2 separate regions of the Homo sapiens genome follow, and region 2 is linked to region 1. Evidence: chromatin loops called from intact Hi-C (ENCODE). Cell type or tissue: mesothelial cell of epicardium. All regions are shown on one strand. Each heading gives the region's core, and the rest is flanking DNA. Links, peaks and the distances in the headings are about the cores only.

Region 1 (8,609 bases), core at 610-8,609:
CCAGCTAGATAAACTTCAGGCTTTCAGGGCAAGGCGCTGCCCCCAGCACACTCTCAGTGTTTAAAGAAGATGTCAGCTGCAGCCCGTGTTTTGGCAGAGGCCGACTCTCCCTCTCCCAGCTGAAGTCCCAAATTCTGGGCCACTGATGCCCAGGCCAAGGGGCAGGGGGCACAGAGCGCACCTTCTAAAGGGGCCGGCCTGGGGCCCTCTGGTTTACAGACTAAGAGGGGACTATCTATGAGAAATAAATCCAGGAGTGCTATAGACTCTGATGTCCTGCTACAAAATCCCTGCAGGACGTATGGAGAAATATTCTCTTACTTTAAGCTTTAGGGCCTGTAAAAATAAAAATGCTACCCATTCACCCCTAACAAGGTGATAATTTAGACTTTACTCATCATTTGTTATTCATTTATTCATTTGATGTTTATTGAGCATCTACCATGTACCAGTGTGCCAGGCATTATACGGCCCTGCCCACTTGAAATCCCACCATTAACTTAGAACTTTCATATCTGTATCACAAAGACATAGATATAAATAAATAAATAATGTACACATAAGATTCCCCATCCCTCACTGGAGTATTATTTTACATTTTATTCATCATTTTTATTCAACCAACCTTTATAGGACACTGACAACGTTCTGGCCACTCCTAGACACTGGAAACAAACAAGACGCGATCCAAGACCTGAGAAGCCTTGCCTGCCATCAGTGTGACAAGGAGGTGATCAAGGAAGTGGTTTCGATGGGCCTCCGGGACGTGGAGGCCGACAGAACAGTAAAGGCAAGACAAGGGGACGTGAGCCCCACCTCACTGGTGATGAAACCAGGCCTCGCCCTGCCCCTCTTGGGAGCTCCTGCACCTCTTTTTTTTTTTTTGAGATGGAATCTCAATCTGTCACCCAGGCTGGAGTGCAGTGGCTGCATCTCAGCTCCCTGCAACCTCCGCCTCCCGCATTCAAGTGATTCTCCTGCCTCAGCCTCCCGAGTAGCTGGGATTACAGGCACTTGCCACTGTACCTGGCTAATTTTTGTATTTTTAGTAGAGACAGGGTTTCACCATGTTGGCCAGGCTGGTCTCGAACTCCTGACTTCAGGTGATCCACCCACCTCAGCCTCCCAAAGTGCTGGGATTACAGGTGTGAGCCACCATACCCAGCCTCACTCCTCTTCTCTAATTGAGGAAATAGATAGGGGCTCCTGGGTCTTTGAATTTCATGGGCCAATATAATATTAAAAACCTATTGAGGGGGCCGGGCATGGTGGCTTACGCCTGTAATCCCACCACTTTGGGAGACTGAAGCAGGCAGATCACCTGAAGTCAGGAGTTCAAGACCAGCCTGGCCAACATGGTGAAACCTCGTCTCTACTGAAAATATAAAAATTAGCTGGGCATGGGGGTGGGCGCCTGTAATCCCAGCTACTCGGGAGGCTGAGGCAGGAGAATCGCTTGAACCTGGGAGGTGGAGGGTACAGTGAGCCAAGATTGTGCCACTGCACTCCAGCCTGGGCAACACAGTGAGACTCTGTCTCAAAAACAAACAAACAAAACAAAAACAACAACAACAACAACAAAAACCCTATTGAGGGAACCATACCGGTCACTGACTTTTTATTCCACCAAGTAAGGAATTTTAAAGAAAAAGCAAAACCAGGTCAACAACTACCATCCGCCATCCCCATTATTTCATGAAAGAACTCAAACAGCAGGAAGGGCATGGTCTCGGAATGAAGGACAGTCCATGGAACCAGATTCATCTAGCAGAATGAAAAGTGTTCTTCTTCTTGTCCTCATTTGGCCCCACCAGGAGCTCCCGCAAATACAGATGTGATCCTTCCTCCTGTCTCTGGGATGATCACTGGAGCAGCGGCTCAGGGTCAGACCCACCACCGGGCACAGGACTGGAGCCTTTCAGCAGAGGGGCTGACCCTTTGCCAACCCCACGTCCTCCTCTCACTTCGGCCACCTCCTGGCACCCCCAGCATTGCCCTGGTGACAGGGTGACCCTCAGCGCTAGTGTCCCGCGATGCTGTCTGTGACCTCTGAAGCTAGGGCCCAGAGCAGCCTCCCAAACAGAGATAGGCCACTCTCAAGAGCATCCCCCAGGCGCTGATAGCAACGCCTCATCCACAGTGCTTTCTGGAGCCGCCTTTCCTCTCCCACCCACTTCTCTCACACACCACAGCTCTCCCACCTTTTCTTCCTCAAACTCCCTGGAAGATCATTCCTCTCCCAACTCTGGTCTTTAAGCCTCTAGCCCAGAGGTCACAATTACACCAACCAGCAAGGCACAGTTGCCAGCGCACGCCCGTCTGAAGGAGTGGCTGCTGTCTAGCTGTGTGGACGTTGCCCTGCGCTTCCCAGGCCCCCTTCAAGCTGCCGGGCAGGCATATAGTACCAGCACCATGTTTAGCGTCCCCGACTGCAGGCCTCGCCTCAACTGCCTTGACAACAATCACATGATTTCTTGGGGTGGCCCACGTCCAGTGACCAATGTGGAAATATAAAGGCCTGGTTAACTTTGCCCCACACGGGGCAACTCTGAAGCTATCCCAGTTCCAATTACCCATGGGGTTACCAAGGCTATTGTAGGCCTGGACCACAGCACGATGCCGTGCTTCAGCCACACTTGCTTCCTGCCTTGTCTGCTGCCCCAAGTGTTGACCCCAGTGGTAGCTCCCTGAGAAACAGCTGGTGTGTTTCTTACACAGCAGGGTCTGCTTCCTGGATGCACGCAACTGGCACCATCAGCTCAGGTGTGCGATTACAGGTGTGAGCCACCGTGCCCGGCATTTTTTTTTCTCCTTTAAAAGGACTGGCCTTCCAGGCGCAGTGGCTCATGCCTGTAATCCCAGCACTTTGGGAGGCTGAGGCAGGTGGATCACCTGAGGTCAGGAGTTCAAGACCACCCTGACCAACATGGTGAAACCCTGTCTACTAAAAAAATACAAAAATTAGCCAGGTGTGGTGGCATACACCTGTAATCCCAGCTACTTAGGAGGCTGAGGCAGGAGAATCGCTTGAACCCAGGAGGCGGAGGTTGCAGTGAGCCAAGATCGTGCCATTGCACTCCAGCCTGGGCGACACTGTGAGACTCCATCTAAAATAATAAAATAAAATAAGGACTGGCCTTCGGGATCGCTGTCTAGCTATGGACTCAGAAGGCCAGTGCCAAGCAGCAAAGCTGATCAGGAACCCCTTCATCCTGGGTGGCCCGCATCTTCCCCTTTCACGAGGCTTCAAACCATAGCACATAGTTGGAAGGCTGCAAGAGCAGATAATTTAAGGGGAAAATAAAAACTCAGATGTACAAGCTCCAAAACATAATCCCCTTTACATAAACAGTGGAGGTGGCGGGATGTTGTGGGGAGGAAGGAACTTGAACTCTGCTGGGCTTCTGTGACTGGTGACAGGCGCTCAGGCATCCCAGCCCTGCACTGGGTTTGCACCTGAAGCTCAACAAATTCCCACTGCCTGGGAGCAGGAGGACAGCAAAAAGAGCAGGCTGTCTTGGGCTTCCATTCTTATTTCTACACATTCTGCTCTTTAGGACCCTGGCCAGATGGGCATGAGACAGAAGCAAACCCTAAAGTACTGCTACTGTTGCCGCCACCAACAGAGATCAAAGGCAGAGACCCTTCTGCTAGGGTCCAAAGTCCAAACAGGCCACTCCAGAGAGGAAACAGGCACACAGGCACACACCCACGGGAGGAGTAGGGGCCCAGGAAGCACTCCCTCCCCAAGGGCAAGGATGGGGTTCCCATTCGACCCAGCACATGCTCCTCACATCTGCACAGCAGGGAGACCAAACAATAGATACAATTTCAGTGTTGATTGTCGATGAACTTACCCAGAAGTTCATAATCAGAAAAATCCATAAAGAAGCTCTTTCAATTTCAGCATGTTTAAGTTTCATGACTTATGGTTTAGTGTTGTTTTTATATTGGATTCCATGGGTGGCATAATCTTTTCAGCACTAGAGACCTTTAAAGGTCTTTCTCAGCTCACCCCGGGAGACAAGGGCTGGGTGTCAGGAAAGTGACACACAGGGAGAAGCAGAAAATGGACTGGGAGTGTGGGGGCCGAGGCCCAGCCACGAGAAACCCAGGCGGTGCAAGGCAGAGCCCTGGGAGCACAGAGGCTGCTGTGCCGTGGGTTGCTGGTGAATGAGAAGCCTCCTCTGCTTTAATGAAGAACATGCCCCCCCGACTCCCGCTAATCCTGCCCTGCCTTCATGGTCCACACACCACAGGTGTGCACAGGTTCATGCGTGTGTGTGAGCTTAACACGTCAGCCGCACATACAGTTGCTCAGAAACATCTTCACTGCTTCACACACGTGCACACAGTCAATGACCAGGAGCAGGGATCTTGGGGCAAACCTAGAGCAGCTTCTCAGGAGTTAAAACTCCAGCTTTGCTGTGGTTCCCGGAAGAGCCCTGACTTTGTCCTAAGACAGTGGTTCTCAAAGTGAAGTGCTGGCTCCAGCAGCATCAGTATCACCTGGGAACTCGCTGGAAACGCTCCGGGTTCTGGCTTCTCCTCCTAGAGCGCCCAGAGCTGTGGGGTCCTCCCTTCGGGCCAGAAACTCCAATCATAGTTTTTATGTACCAACCCCTGTGCTAAGTAGACTTTGTGCACATTATCTCCATTTAAAATTCACAAATGTACTGTAAGATGCACACCATTTTTCTATATTTTTCAGATGGGGTAGACAGAGCTCAGAAAGGTTAAGAGACTTGCCTGGAGTCACCAAACCAGGCTCGAACTCCTTCTGTATTCAGAATCACTCTTCAGACGTAGCTCCTGTCCTGGGCTGAAAGTCAACATCCGCCGAGAGCTGGGCCCTCTGTACCAGCCCCATCTCCCCCAAGTCTCTCCCTGCCTCTGCAGCCAGTCCTAAATCTTTCAAGAGACAAGGCCAAGCAGGGGGTGGGACCAGGGGCGGGAGCCAAAGCCCCCCCTCGTGAGCAGGCAGCACCTCTGCCAAGGCCCCCACTGGCCCTGCCCCAGAGAACGGCAGGGAAGCTGCAGCGAGGGCTGGCAGCTGGCAGAGCCCTGAGCACCCAGCACCCAGCCCGGCTTGCAGCCCAAAGCCTGGAGAGAGGCTGCTGCGCCATTGACCTGTGGACTCCAGAGACTCCCGCTGTGCATTCCTCTGATCTGGAAGGTTTCCTGAATTACGTGACGAGAAACCTGGGTTCGAGTCCTAACTTGTCACCAACTTCCTGAGTGACCTGGGCTGGTCCCGTCCCCTCTTGGAATCTCTGTCTTCCATCTCTTCAGCGAAGGGGTTGATTTATAAGGGTGTTTTCTGCTCTGACACTGTGATTTGAATTCTGTGTTTCCACATGATATTCGAGAAGTCTGGCCGGAAGGATGGAATCTGAAATGACAATGGTTCTGGACTGGGCTTTGTGCTCAGCCCAGCTCATCTTTGCCTGAGACCTAGGAGTGGCCCCAGGCTCTCCTGATGTGCCACCACGCTTGGCATCTGCTCCTCTCCCTGCCCCCATATTCCCATGCTCTGAAGGGGAGTTCTCTTTCATAGCAAATCCGAGAGGAGCCGAGGAGCCAGGTCCTTTGTTCCAGACCCAGAAGCAGCCATGGGGACCTGTGACATTGTGACTGAAGCCAATATCTCATCTGGCCCTGAGAGCAACACCACGGGCATCACAGCCTTCTCCATGCCCAGCTGGCAACTGGCACTGTGGGCCACAGCCTACCTGGCCCTGGTGCTGGTGGCCGTGACGGGTAATGCCATCGTCATCTGGATCATCCTGGCCCATCGGAGGATGCGCACAGTCACCAACTACTTCATCGTCAATCTGGCGCTGGCTGACCTCTGCATGGCTGCCTTCAATGCCGCCTTCAACTTTGTCTATGCCAGCCACAACATCTGGTACTTTGGCCGTGCCTTCTGCTACTTCCAGAACCTCTTCCCCATCACAGCCATGTTTGTCAGCATCTACTCCATGACCGCCATTGCTGCCGACAGGCAAGAGGGTCCTTGGGGAAGCTGGGGGGAGCCTCCCCACTGAGCCGGGGCTCAGATAAGGGTGGTGACATGCCTGTGATTACACAGCAAGTTTGGGTAGAACCATGGGAATGGCTTCCCAAATCTGGTCATGGTCCAAAACTATGAATCTGGAAGGCAGGGGGACTGTGGAGCTGAAGAAGGTAGACTGAGGGTTAGACACAGAGAAGGACTTTGCACTAGATGCACTAGACAGGTTGTTCAAGTCTGTAGGGGAAGTGGGCAATGTTTTAGCGACCTTCTGAAGTGTTCTTTCCTGGAGTTGATCTTTGTTTTGTTGTCTTTATTTCACTCCAAAGATATGTCTTATACAGTTTTTTTTTTATTATTCCGGATAGATTACACGAGGGGAAAATGTTAAGTTTGCTTGCAGTTACAATCTAATAGGGCCAATTATTTTCCCAACGCTGCTCAGGGCTGAGCTTCAGGCTAATGTTGGATGCTTGATCTTGCCCTGAGATGGGCTTCCAGTGTGGCTTTCTTGTGGCCGTCCACGGGCATGTCCATGCCCAGAGGGAAATGGTGGGCCGAGGTGCCTGGGCCGGGGTTCCAAGGCATCAGTGTGCTGTGTGGCTGTGGGAGAGTCACCCAGCGGGCTCTCTGCAGGTCGGCTGATACTATGATATCAGCAGATGGCAGCAGTGCGGGGAATGGCTAGAAGGCGTGGGCCTGGGTTGGGAGAGAGGGAGACAGGGGAAAGGGAGCTGGGCTAACAGGAGGGCCCCTGCCGCTCAAGCTGCCCTCTGCTCACAGGTACATGGCCATCGTCCACCCCTTCCAGCCTCGGCTTTCAGCTCCCAGCACCAAGGCGGTTATTGCTGGCATCTGGCTGGTGGCTCTCGCCCTGGCCTCCCCTCAGTGCTTCTACTCCACCGTCACCATGGACCAGGGTGCCACCAAGTGCGTGGTGGCCTGGCCCGAAGACAGCGGGGGCAAGACGCTCCTCCTGTAAGGCCTCTGGGGGATTGTGGAGGGCAACAGTGTGTGTGTGTGAGTCTGTGTGTGTGTGTGTACACACGCGTGCATGCATCCATGTCCATGCATGTGTGGTGTGCATGCATGGGTGTACACATGAGTGAGTGTACACGGGATTGTGTGAATATACCTATATGCTTAGTAAGCAACACACACGATGTAGCCGATCTGTTTTTCACACTTTACATATATTGACCCATTTAATTCTCCTAACTATGTGGGATATATATTATATTATTATTCTTACCATTTTTTAGATGAAGAAACTGAGGCACTGAAAAACTAAGTAACATGCCCAAAACCACACAGCTAGTAATTCAAATCCAGCTAGTCATTTGAATCCAGCTATGGATTCAAATCTAAGCAATCCTGCCCAGGGCCCAATCTCCTCACCACTCTGCTACTCAAATATGCACCCTTGCATCCTTAGATAAGGATATGCATGCATGCACACGTGTATGTGACTGTACATGTCACGTGAACATGCGGCACCCATTTCTGCCTGTGTGTACACGTGCAAGTGTGTGGGCATATTTGTAGATGTGTTTGCACACAGGCACGTGTTAGGGACATGTGTAGGCGTGTGTCTGGGGGAGACTCTCTATATGCTCAGGCCACAAAGCGGCAGGAGACTGAGGCAGAACGAGTCCATGATGGAGCCTGGGACATTTTCAGGCTGCTGAGGTGGGCATCACAGGCTGGAGGCAGGGAGGGCAGGGTTAGAGGAATTCAGGCATGGCCCAGCTGCTGTGTGACCCTGGGTGAGTCCTTTCTCCATTCCGGCCTCAGTTTCTGAGGATCTCACGATGTGTCTTTGTGGTCCCCAGGCACTGAGCCATTGCTTGGTAGAGGCTAAAGAACCGACTGGGGTTCTGGGCTCAGTCAGGCCCAAGTCGTGGCCTGGTCCCACGTGGCCGGAGGATGCCTCACACTCACGTAACCTCTGAACCTCTGGCTTTCTCTCTCTAAAATGAGGATTCATAATAGTACCTCGCTCTGTGAGCATAAATGAGATAGTGTACCTGAAGCCCTTAGCACCATGCCTGGCACAGAACTGGTACCCAGTATGTGGCAGCTTAAATAGGGGACACATGAAAACACACCTGGGGGTGGCAGATCCTTCCCACAAAGTCCCAGCTGCCCCAAGCATGAGGGTGTGCATGGTCTGAGGTGAGGGCTGCCAGGTAGCCATGGCAACACACCTCTCCTCCAACATCCTCCCTGCCTGGTCTCCATCTGTCCTGAGCACCTGCCAGGAGAAGGCTGCTCTTGTGGGCTTCAGGGATAGGGAAGGTGCCATTCTTCTGAGAAGCCGTTCCTGGGGACTGGCGAGTCTCGAGGGCAGGCCCTGCCCAGGGTCTCTGCCCCCTCCCTGCACCCCACCCTCTCACGGAGGGCGATATCCATATATGGGGAATGCCCGGCTTTCTGGCTCAGCAAAGGGTGGAGAGCAGAACATATTGAGACCGGCCACTTGGGGTCGGTATTTCTCCATCTTCATACAGGACCACTGTGCGTGCCAGCTCTCTGAGAACAGCGAGTTCCATCCCAGATTCAGGCGACTGGGAAAAACAGGCGGGCAGGGGTGGGC
Region 2 (8,606 bases), core at 1-8,000, 62 kb before region 1:
AACCCCCAGTACCTCGAAATGTGACTATATTTGGAGACAGGGCCCTTAAAGAACTAATTAAAGTTAAAATGAGGTCACTAAGGTGGCCCTAATCCAATATGACTGGTGTCCTTATAAGGGGAAGAGATTATGACACAGACACTCACAGAGGGAAGACTGTGTGAACACGCAGGGAGAAGGCAGCGTCTACAAGCCAGAGACAAGCCTCGGAAGAAATCAACCCTGCAGGCCGGGCGCGGTGGCTCACACCTGTAATCCCAGCACTTTGGGAGGCCGAGGCGGGCAGATCACGAGGCCAGGAGATCGAGACCATCATGGCTAACACTGTGAAACCCTGTCTCTACTAAAAATACAAAAAAGCAGCCGGGCATAGTGGCGGGCACCTGTAGTCCCAGCTATTCGGGAGGCTGAGGCAGGAGAATGGCGTGAACCCAGGAGGTGGAGCTTGCAGTGAGCCGAGATTGTGCCACTGCACTCCAGCCTGGGCAACAGAGCGAGACTCGGTCTCAAAAAACAAAAAACAACAACAACAACAACAAAAAAAAAAAATCAACCCTGCCACCTTGATCTTGGACTTCTAACCTCCAGAACTGTGAGAAAATAAATGTCTATTGTTTAAGCCATTCAGTCTGGTACTTGATGTTATGGCAGCCCTAGCAGACTACTACAGACCCAATCTGGAGATGCCACTTTAGAGGAGAGTATAGATGGGTTAGGGGAAATGCCACTGGCTGGAGGGTCAGAGAACATGGGTTCGAGCCCCAGCTCTGCTACTTGCTAACCCTGGGCCTTGGACAGGCATTTGACCATGTGAGTCTGTGTTCTCATCTGAAAGACAGACTTGAAGACATTCATTTCTGCACTGCTCACACCACGGCTTTCGCGAGTGAATGAATGTGGAAACACTACAAACCTGGAAGTGCGAGGCCGCCACAACGCGTATTAAACAGGCAGGTCACCCCGTGCTCAGGGCAACAGACATTTCACACAGTACCATAACACGGAATTTACTTTCAGGATGACCACAGAGAAGGCCAAAGGTTGGAGCAGGAAGAATTTTGAGGGAATTCGCAAGTAGAATCCCTCACTCAACTTTTCTAATAGTGGACATGCTGTCACAGAACACCCTGTAACTTTCCACTAGGAGAACCCAGGCTTCTTGATGCTTGTCAACTGCCATGTGTGCTCACCCCAGGGCCTTTGCACAGGCAGTTCCAACTGCCTGGAATGCTCTTCCCCTGACACACTCATGGCTTACTCCCCCATCTCCTTCTCTTCTTTGCTCAGTTGCCGCCTGCAAAGGGAGGCCCTTCAGGGCCACTTTATTTACAGATGGGAAGTTCCTCCCCATGAAACTCCTGATCTCCTTTCTCTTTTTTATTTTCTCCTTTGCACTTACCAGTATTTAACATACTACACTATTTCTGGTTGGTTTTTTTTTTTTTTGAATTTGTCTTCCTCACTAGAACATAAGCTCCAGGAGGGATTTTTCAATTGCTTCGGACATCCCCAGCACCAAGACATTCTGACACTGAGGAAGTAGAATCAGCATTTATGATCAACATCTTCTGAATGAACAAGACCTGGGCTTTCCAATAGACCCTCTGAGTTCAAGTCAGGCACTGTCTACCCAGTCCCCTGCCTGTCCAAGGATTCTGACTTTCTGGGCCTCATGTTCCAGAGGGCAGGGACAAGTCATCAGATAACTGGACTTCTCCACTAAGCTGAAGGCAACATGGGAGAGTAAGTGGAAGACATGGTGCTGTCAGCTAGGGTCCAAGGAAAGGAAGGGATGATACAGACAGATGTTGTCGGGAGGTGACATGAGCATAGCCACCCCAGTGTCACCATGCAAAACACCGAGGAGGCCGCCCCTCCAGCCACTCACAGGGCTGCCTGAGCCTTAAACTGACTTCATGGGTCTCCTTACTGATCATCATGTCCTTAAGCAGATGCCCGTGACCTCCTTCTAAAGAGAGCTAAGTCCTGAATAAAGGGAAGTGACTGCTTCCTCCTAAGCTTTGATGCGTGACGGGGATGCCAAAAGTCAAATAAGCAGACAGAGCTTATGCAGAAACACAGGATAACAGAGGATTACCAGGAAACCATCTCACTTGGATCCAGTACTCTGCTATGTTTCAAGGCTAAGTGCCATTCCCCTTGGTTTGAAAATTAATCCAGGATTAGTGAGACCTTTCCCCCCAGTCTAGAAGGATGCCTTTCCAACACACAGGCCGGCAGGGACTCAAGACACTGACAAGCTCAGCCATCAGCCACTTACTAACAAGTTGGCCTTAGAAGGCAGGACACACACATACACATACTCATCCTCTACAGGAAAATGAAGACCATGAAAAATATCTACTTTTTGGTAGAGAAAGGTAAACCAGAGACTATCTGGACAGACACAGTCATGCTCCAAAACCCAGAACATGGAGAAATCACTGTTTGGGGGCAGCCTAAGTGCCCCAGGTCCTCGGAGAGCAATGGCGAGCAGCCTTTAAAAAGCCAAGTCCAGGCCGGGCGCAGTGGCTCACGCCTGTAATCCCAGCACTTTAGGAGGCTGAGGTGGGCAGATCACTTGAGGTCAAGAGTTCGAGAGCAGCCTGGCCACCATGGCAAAACCCCTTCTCTACTAAAAATACAAAAATGAGCCGGGCTTGGTGGCACATGTCTGTAATCCCAGCTACTTGGGAAGCTGAGGCAGGAGCATCGCCTGAACCAGGGAGGCAGAGGTTGCAGTGAGCCGAGATTGCACCACTGCACTCTAGCCTGGGTGACAGAGCAAGACTCTGTCTCAAAAAAGAAGAAGAAAAGAAAAGAAAAAAAAGGCCAAGTCCCCTTCCTCAGTGACTCCACCCATGAGGAATCACTCACTAAACTCTAAACCTGGACAAATAAAAGAGCCCTGAGGCTCATCCACCTCAAAGCAGAGAATCATGGTTAAATAAGAACCCCATAGAGCATGGAAGTTTTCAGAGTCCAGGCATGGAGTGAATAAAATATTCAGGGACTCGGGTACTGGAAGGTAGCAGAGGTAGGGTTTTATCTTCCATTTTGATGAAAAGCGTAATTCTCACCCTGTCGTGGAACGAACACAACTATTGTATCTTAACATTTTCAGAACTGGCCCGATATACTTTTGAAAGTTCTGTGTTCCCTGTTGTAAAAAAAAAATGCTTCTTCTTCCCTGGCAGGATGGGGACAGCTGACATCCTTCCCCATTCCCCTGCCCCCATCCTGTTCCCATTCCTCCTTCCTGCCTGAGACTGTGCTTCTGAGTTAAGGTAGTCTGCTTTGGAAACCATCCCCCAAACACCAGAGCTGCCACTGGCCCCAATGCTGAGCAGAACTGACCCCAGCCCTCTCCATAAAGGCAGTCAGTGGCTTCTTCTATTTTTACAAGCTCCCCAGAGCCCTGGGACCCACTCCAGAACACCCTTGCTGGCAGAAAACAAAACCCCTTGCTCTGATCTCACTCTCTGCTGTTATAAAGCATTGCCATTTCCTTGCTAGTTAGCCTTGAGACATTTCCAGACCATAAACCCCATGGGAAAAGCTCCCAAAGCAAATGTAAACCAAGAACTCCCTCAAGCAATCCTAGGCCCTATTTCTCCTGGTCTAGCAGAAGGAGCTGCCACCCCAACCCTCCCAGCAGCCTGGCAGGCAACTCCCAGGCAGCTCCCCATACAGCACAGGCCTCTCTGGCCTCCCCATTCAAGTGCTCCCAAGAGCAGCGGGCATGGGGAGAGGCCAGCATAAACCTTCCCAGGAACTTCAAAATTTCCAAATGATATTTACATCTCTGATGACATCAGTTTATCCATCTGAGGATAAAATTATCTGTCAATGCCAGCATGCAATCCCATCCGCTCCACTCTGCTAATTATAGCCTTCCACTAGGCAGCCGGCCACTCAGCTCTAGAACAGGAAGCAAATGGCCCATCTGTCAAGCAGGATGGCCTCAGCTAAACAGGGCTGGGGGTGGGGGGCACACGGCCATGCCCATTTGGGGCCAAAGAGGGAAAGTGCGTGCTGCTGGCAGCCCACAGCCAAGCCCAAAAGCCCAGGCTTTGTGAACCACGTGGCATCTTCAACAGGCTGCAGAGGAGCCCTGTGGCCCAGCATGAACCAGACCTGAAGGTCCTCTGCATCCTGGAACCCTGCTTCCTCCTGTGCAGGGAGAGGCCCAGTTCCAGGCAGCTGCTGGGAAGCAGGAGACTCTGTGAGGCATTCCAGCACCTGTGCCTCCTGAAGGAAGCATCTGGTCACCCGTGCCGGCTGGCTCACCACAGCTGGGGCAAATCTGCACTTAACGAGGACCTGCAAGGCCCATTTTCACCCCCAAAAGGCAAATACTAGGCTCTGTTGTGTTCCAGGCCCTGTATTACGTTCTATAGGCTCACAAGGGGCCAGAAGACTATTGAGAAGGGAGAGTAAGAGAGGCTGGAACTGATGGTCCAATGGATGGAATTTAGGGAGCTCTCAAACTGGAGATGGAGAAAAATCCACATCTTTACTTTTGTTTACCTCTAACTGAAATATCCCTTCCATGTGGGATGTGGGCAACAAACTGAAGTAGTATTAACGGCACCTGCAATTTTGTCACCAGTAGAAATCACTTTACAATTATTCTGAATATCTTAAAATGTCATTTACATTCCTCATTACTTCAAAATTATGATAGTATTAGGCTCACTGCTAGATCTTGTGATTGAATGCGCTGATAAAGTTGCACATTATTACATCAAAAATTTGGTTGTATAAAATGTTAATAATTGTATCCTACTATAACTGGTTTCTTTTGTATCCGTGTGTATTTCGTTTTATGCATTTAAATATCTTGTTCTGAAAAAGGATCGATCCACGGGCTTCCCCAGAGAACCAAAGGGTCCCTGGCACAAAAAAAGAACCCCTGGTCTACAGGAAGCAAATATCATTCCTGCCATGGAGAGGTGAAGAGGGCTCTAGGAATTTGAACAAAAGTGACAGGGAAGAGGGAGAGCGCAGAACATCAGGATGAGCCCCCTGCCAGAGCCCGCATTTCCTGGAAGGCCCTGAGAACCACTTCATTCCACAACCGTCTCATGGAGTATTTGAGGTCCAGGGCTCCGTGTTGGACCAAAACAAAGCGCTTTTCAGACTTTCTAGCTTGAAAGGGGGTGGGGAAGAGCTAAACTCCAAGGCTTGAGAGAGGTTTTGAATAAAGTGGGACTAGCAGGACCCCCTCCTCCTGCCCAGAGAAACCCTGCACCTCCCTTCCCAAGGCCCTCTGTCCCGAGGCCCATCCTGCCTGGCCCCAGACCAAGCCCACCCTGCAGACAGCCACCTGCTCTGCACACTGCCACCTGCTCTGCACACTGCCACCTGCTCTGCACACTGCTGCCCCAGCTTCTCCTGTCCCAGAGCAGGGTGCTGGCGGGAGCAGCAGAGGCAACATAGAAGGCAGGAGTTCTGGGCCTCCATGGGTGAGCTCAGTACCCTTGGCCATGTCACTTCCCGCTTGTGGGCCTCATTTTTCACCTGTAAAACAGTAAAGCCTGTTGGCTCTTATAGTGATTATGCTTTGCCACTATCCTGTCAGGGGTCATACCTGCATCATCTCATCTCCCTTAATCAACATACCCCCTCAAACATCCAAGGAACAACTAATCTCGTTTTACAGACTAGGCTCAAAGAGACTAAGCAGCACAGAACCCATGAGACAGTCAGGATTCACAACCAAAACTCGTCTGCCTGGCCAGCCACTAAGGCTACCAGATGGGCCTTTTATGAAGAACTGGGGGGAAAGGGGTGTGAAACACCTTTGCAAAATACAAAGCCGACAATAGCGGAGCAGCAGTGCTGAGAACTTCCTAGATGATGCCAACACCTAGTGTGGTATCCACGAGCCACGTGTGGCTAGCAAGCTCTTGAAACGGGGCCCTGGTGCCTGAGGAACTGAACCTTCCATGTTATTTTGCTTTAAGTTAAATTCGACCACAGGTAGCTGGTGGCCACATTTTGGACAGCACAAGTCTAGAGCATCTCTCGCTGGTGCTGCCCCTCACCACTCCTACAAGGTTCCTTTCTGAAGGTAGAGCCCATCCTTATGAAAAAGGTGGCCGGGTGCAGTGGCTCATGTCTGTAATCCCAGCATTTTGGGAGGCCAAGGGAGTTCGAGACCAGCCTGCCCAATATGGTGAAACCCCAACTCTACTAAATATACAAAAATTAGCTGGGTGTGGTGGCGTGCACCTGTAGTCCCAGCTACTCGGGAGGCTGAGGCAGGAGAATCACTTGAACCCGGGAGGCGGAGGTTGCAGTGAGCCAAGATTGTGCCACTGTACTCCAGCCTGGCGACAGAGTGAGACTCTGTCTCAAAGAAAAAGAAAAAGGCACATGCTTCAACCCTCCTGCCACAAGCTAGGGAAGGCTCAGCAAGTATTCACCAACTTACTCGGGAGAAAACAGTCTTCTCTCCCACATCCCCAGGGCAGCTGGGTTCCTGCTGTCCCACTCCCCTTTCCTGTAAGGAAAGCAAAACAGACCAAGGATAGGAGGTCCTGGCAGTGCCCCCAATCCAAACCGCTAAAGGGCCCATTCTGTCTCCCCTAGGGAGCACCGGCCCCACCTCCAGGACCACCAGGCGGTACTCTAAGTTCTGGGGACACTGAACCTCCATCCCACTGACCTGGCCCTACTTATGCTTGAGGAACGGGGCTCCCCCACAACCCCAAATCAAAGCCAGCTCTTGAGAAAGCAGCAGAGGCTGCCTCCTGCCGCCAGCAAAGGCGCATTCACTTGTCTTTGTCACTAGTACTTTGCTGTCGACCCTGCCTTGACTCTGGACAGGACTTCTTCCTTTATAAAAACTGGACATCAAGTACAGAGAACCTGGTGAATTGTAATCCTCAGTCCCTGACATTCTCTGACACAGCCTGCTTTTGTTACTTTTTTTTTTTTTTTGAGACCCTTTGAGACAGGGTCTCACTCTGTCATCCAGGCTGAAGTGCAGTGGCGTGATCATAGCTCACTGCAGCCTCGATCTCCTGAGCTCAAGCGATCCTCCCATCTCAGCCTCCCAAAGTGCTGGGATTACAGGTGTGAACCGCCATGCCCAACTTTGTTTGTTACTTTTGGTAACGTCAGAGCACATTGATCAAACCAGTCCTTCTGTCCCCACTGATCTGCTATGACCCCACTGTCATACTCTAAGGTTCTACATATGCCTGGGGCTGTTTTTGCCTATCTCTTCCATTGGTCATTCTGTCTGTCCCTAAACAAACCTCCTTATTGTAATGACTTCAGTTTTACAACACATCTTGCCATCTGGTAGGCCAAGTCTCTTCTTCCTGTCTTCTTCAGAAGTGTCCTAGATATTCTTAGATCTCGAATCTTCCATACACATTTTAGAATCATCTTCTCAAGTCTCGGGAGGAAATCAACTGAACTGGACGTTGATTGGAACCAGAATGAATCTATAGATCCGTTTGGGGAGAAATGACATTTCTACTCTAGCAGGTCTTCCTGCTCCTAAGTGAAGAAATAATAAATAAATATTTATTATTTGTAAATTATCCCTTTATTAATGTTATTAAATAAATAATCCCTTCTTAATTTATGGTTTCTTTAAAGAATTATGGCTTCTTTAACAACAGTTCTCATTGCCTCCCTCAAGTTTTCCATGGTGTCTGAGCTGGAGAAAGACATCTAACGTCTTGGGTTCATCAGTTCAAAGGTGACAAACATAGCCTTTGGAAAACAAACCTCTCTAGGAAGCAAAGTGGGCACACCAGTCTGTTTTGCTACCCCTCCTGTTGGCAATAGTTGCAGATACTTGATTTAAGACTCCCACAGGCACACAGCACATTCCAGGCTGTGAAGGAGCTAGGCTGGGAGTTTTGCAAACCCCAGTTATTCAATCCAGCCAGGGCAGAGAGTGGAATTTCTAATCCAGAACAACCACAAATGAAGCACAGGGTGGGAGTGGGGATGGCATGCCCTGGGCTGTTTTGGGGAAGAGTTTGGGGACAGGCAGGTAGAAGCGGTAGAACAAATAACTGACCAAGGCATTCTGAGACAAGATGCAGAGCAATTACTTCCTCCTGGGGAAACCAGAGAAGGACTCTGAAGGATGCACAGAGTTTGACTTCATGCAACTGGACCCTCCCTGAGCACAGGGACTGGCCTAATATATCTGCTGGGAGAATAAATCTGAGAAATGGTTTATGGCTTCAGACGCCTGTAAGCCCAAAGAAGGAACTCTGCGATGATCCCAGTCTGGAACAGAGCCTTCCAAGGCTTAAGGATAAGAATGACTCATGGTTAATCGGAGAACCACAGAAACAGCCATGGGAAGGAGAGTCAAGAGCAACTTCATCTCCACCCAACACCCTCCTCCCCCTGGTTTTCTTTCTCCCTCACTCTCCAGACCTCTCTGTCTCTCTCTCCCCACCTTCCATGTGTCTGAACCAAGAGAGCCACGGGCCTGCCTCCCAAGGCTGTGTCCCCAGCGTACATGGGTAATGGTGTCTGGTGATTTTCTTCCCAGATCTCAGCCCTGGGTGGACCTCCGGCCAGGCCCCCCCAGACCCCGCTGACTCAGTAGCCAGAGGTCAGTCAGA

Evidence for each region. Hi-C counts contacts between places; a loop is a spot of excess contacts. Peaks named below come from ENCODE experiments on the same cell type or tissue, not always from the same donor. Only the 100,000 strongest peaks of a DNase experiment are listed, where the experiment ranks them.
Region 2: a loop joins it to region 1, with 16 times the contacts of the local background. A loop is called at or near these places in 5 of 110 quality-filtered maps.

Annotation. Positions count from the first base shown.
Region 1 is chr10:69,413,327-69,421,935 of GRCh38, reverse strand. TACR2 (tachykinin receptor 2) reads left to right here and starts at 5,018. Exons shown (of 5, transcript NM_001057.3): 1 at 5,018-6,004; 2 at 6,797-6,991. The coding sequence starts at 5,613. RefSeq lists enhancers at 3,469-3,763, 4,514-5,248. In mesothelial cell of epicardium, for the core only: a CTCF peak has its summit at 8,534 (motif pointing right); a DNase peak (open chromatin) is centred at 8,515.
Region 2 is chr10:69,474,909-69,483,514 of GRCh38, reverse strand. The region is part of intron 1 of TSPAN15 (tetraspanin 15); the gene reads right to left. Among named protein-coding and RNA genes, the nearest start is that of TSPAN15, 28 kb to the right of the region's middle. RefSeq lists an enhancer at 8,168-8,462. In mesothelial cell of epicardium, for the core only: no CTCF peak of the experiment used is centred there; no DNase peak of the experiment used is centred there.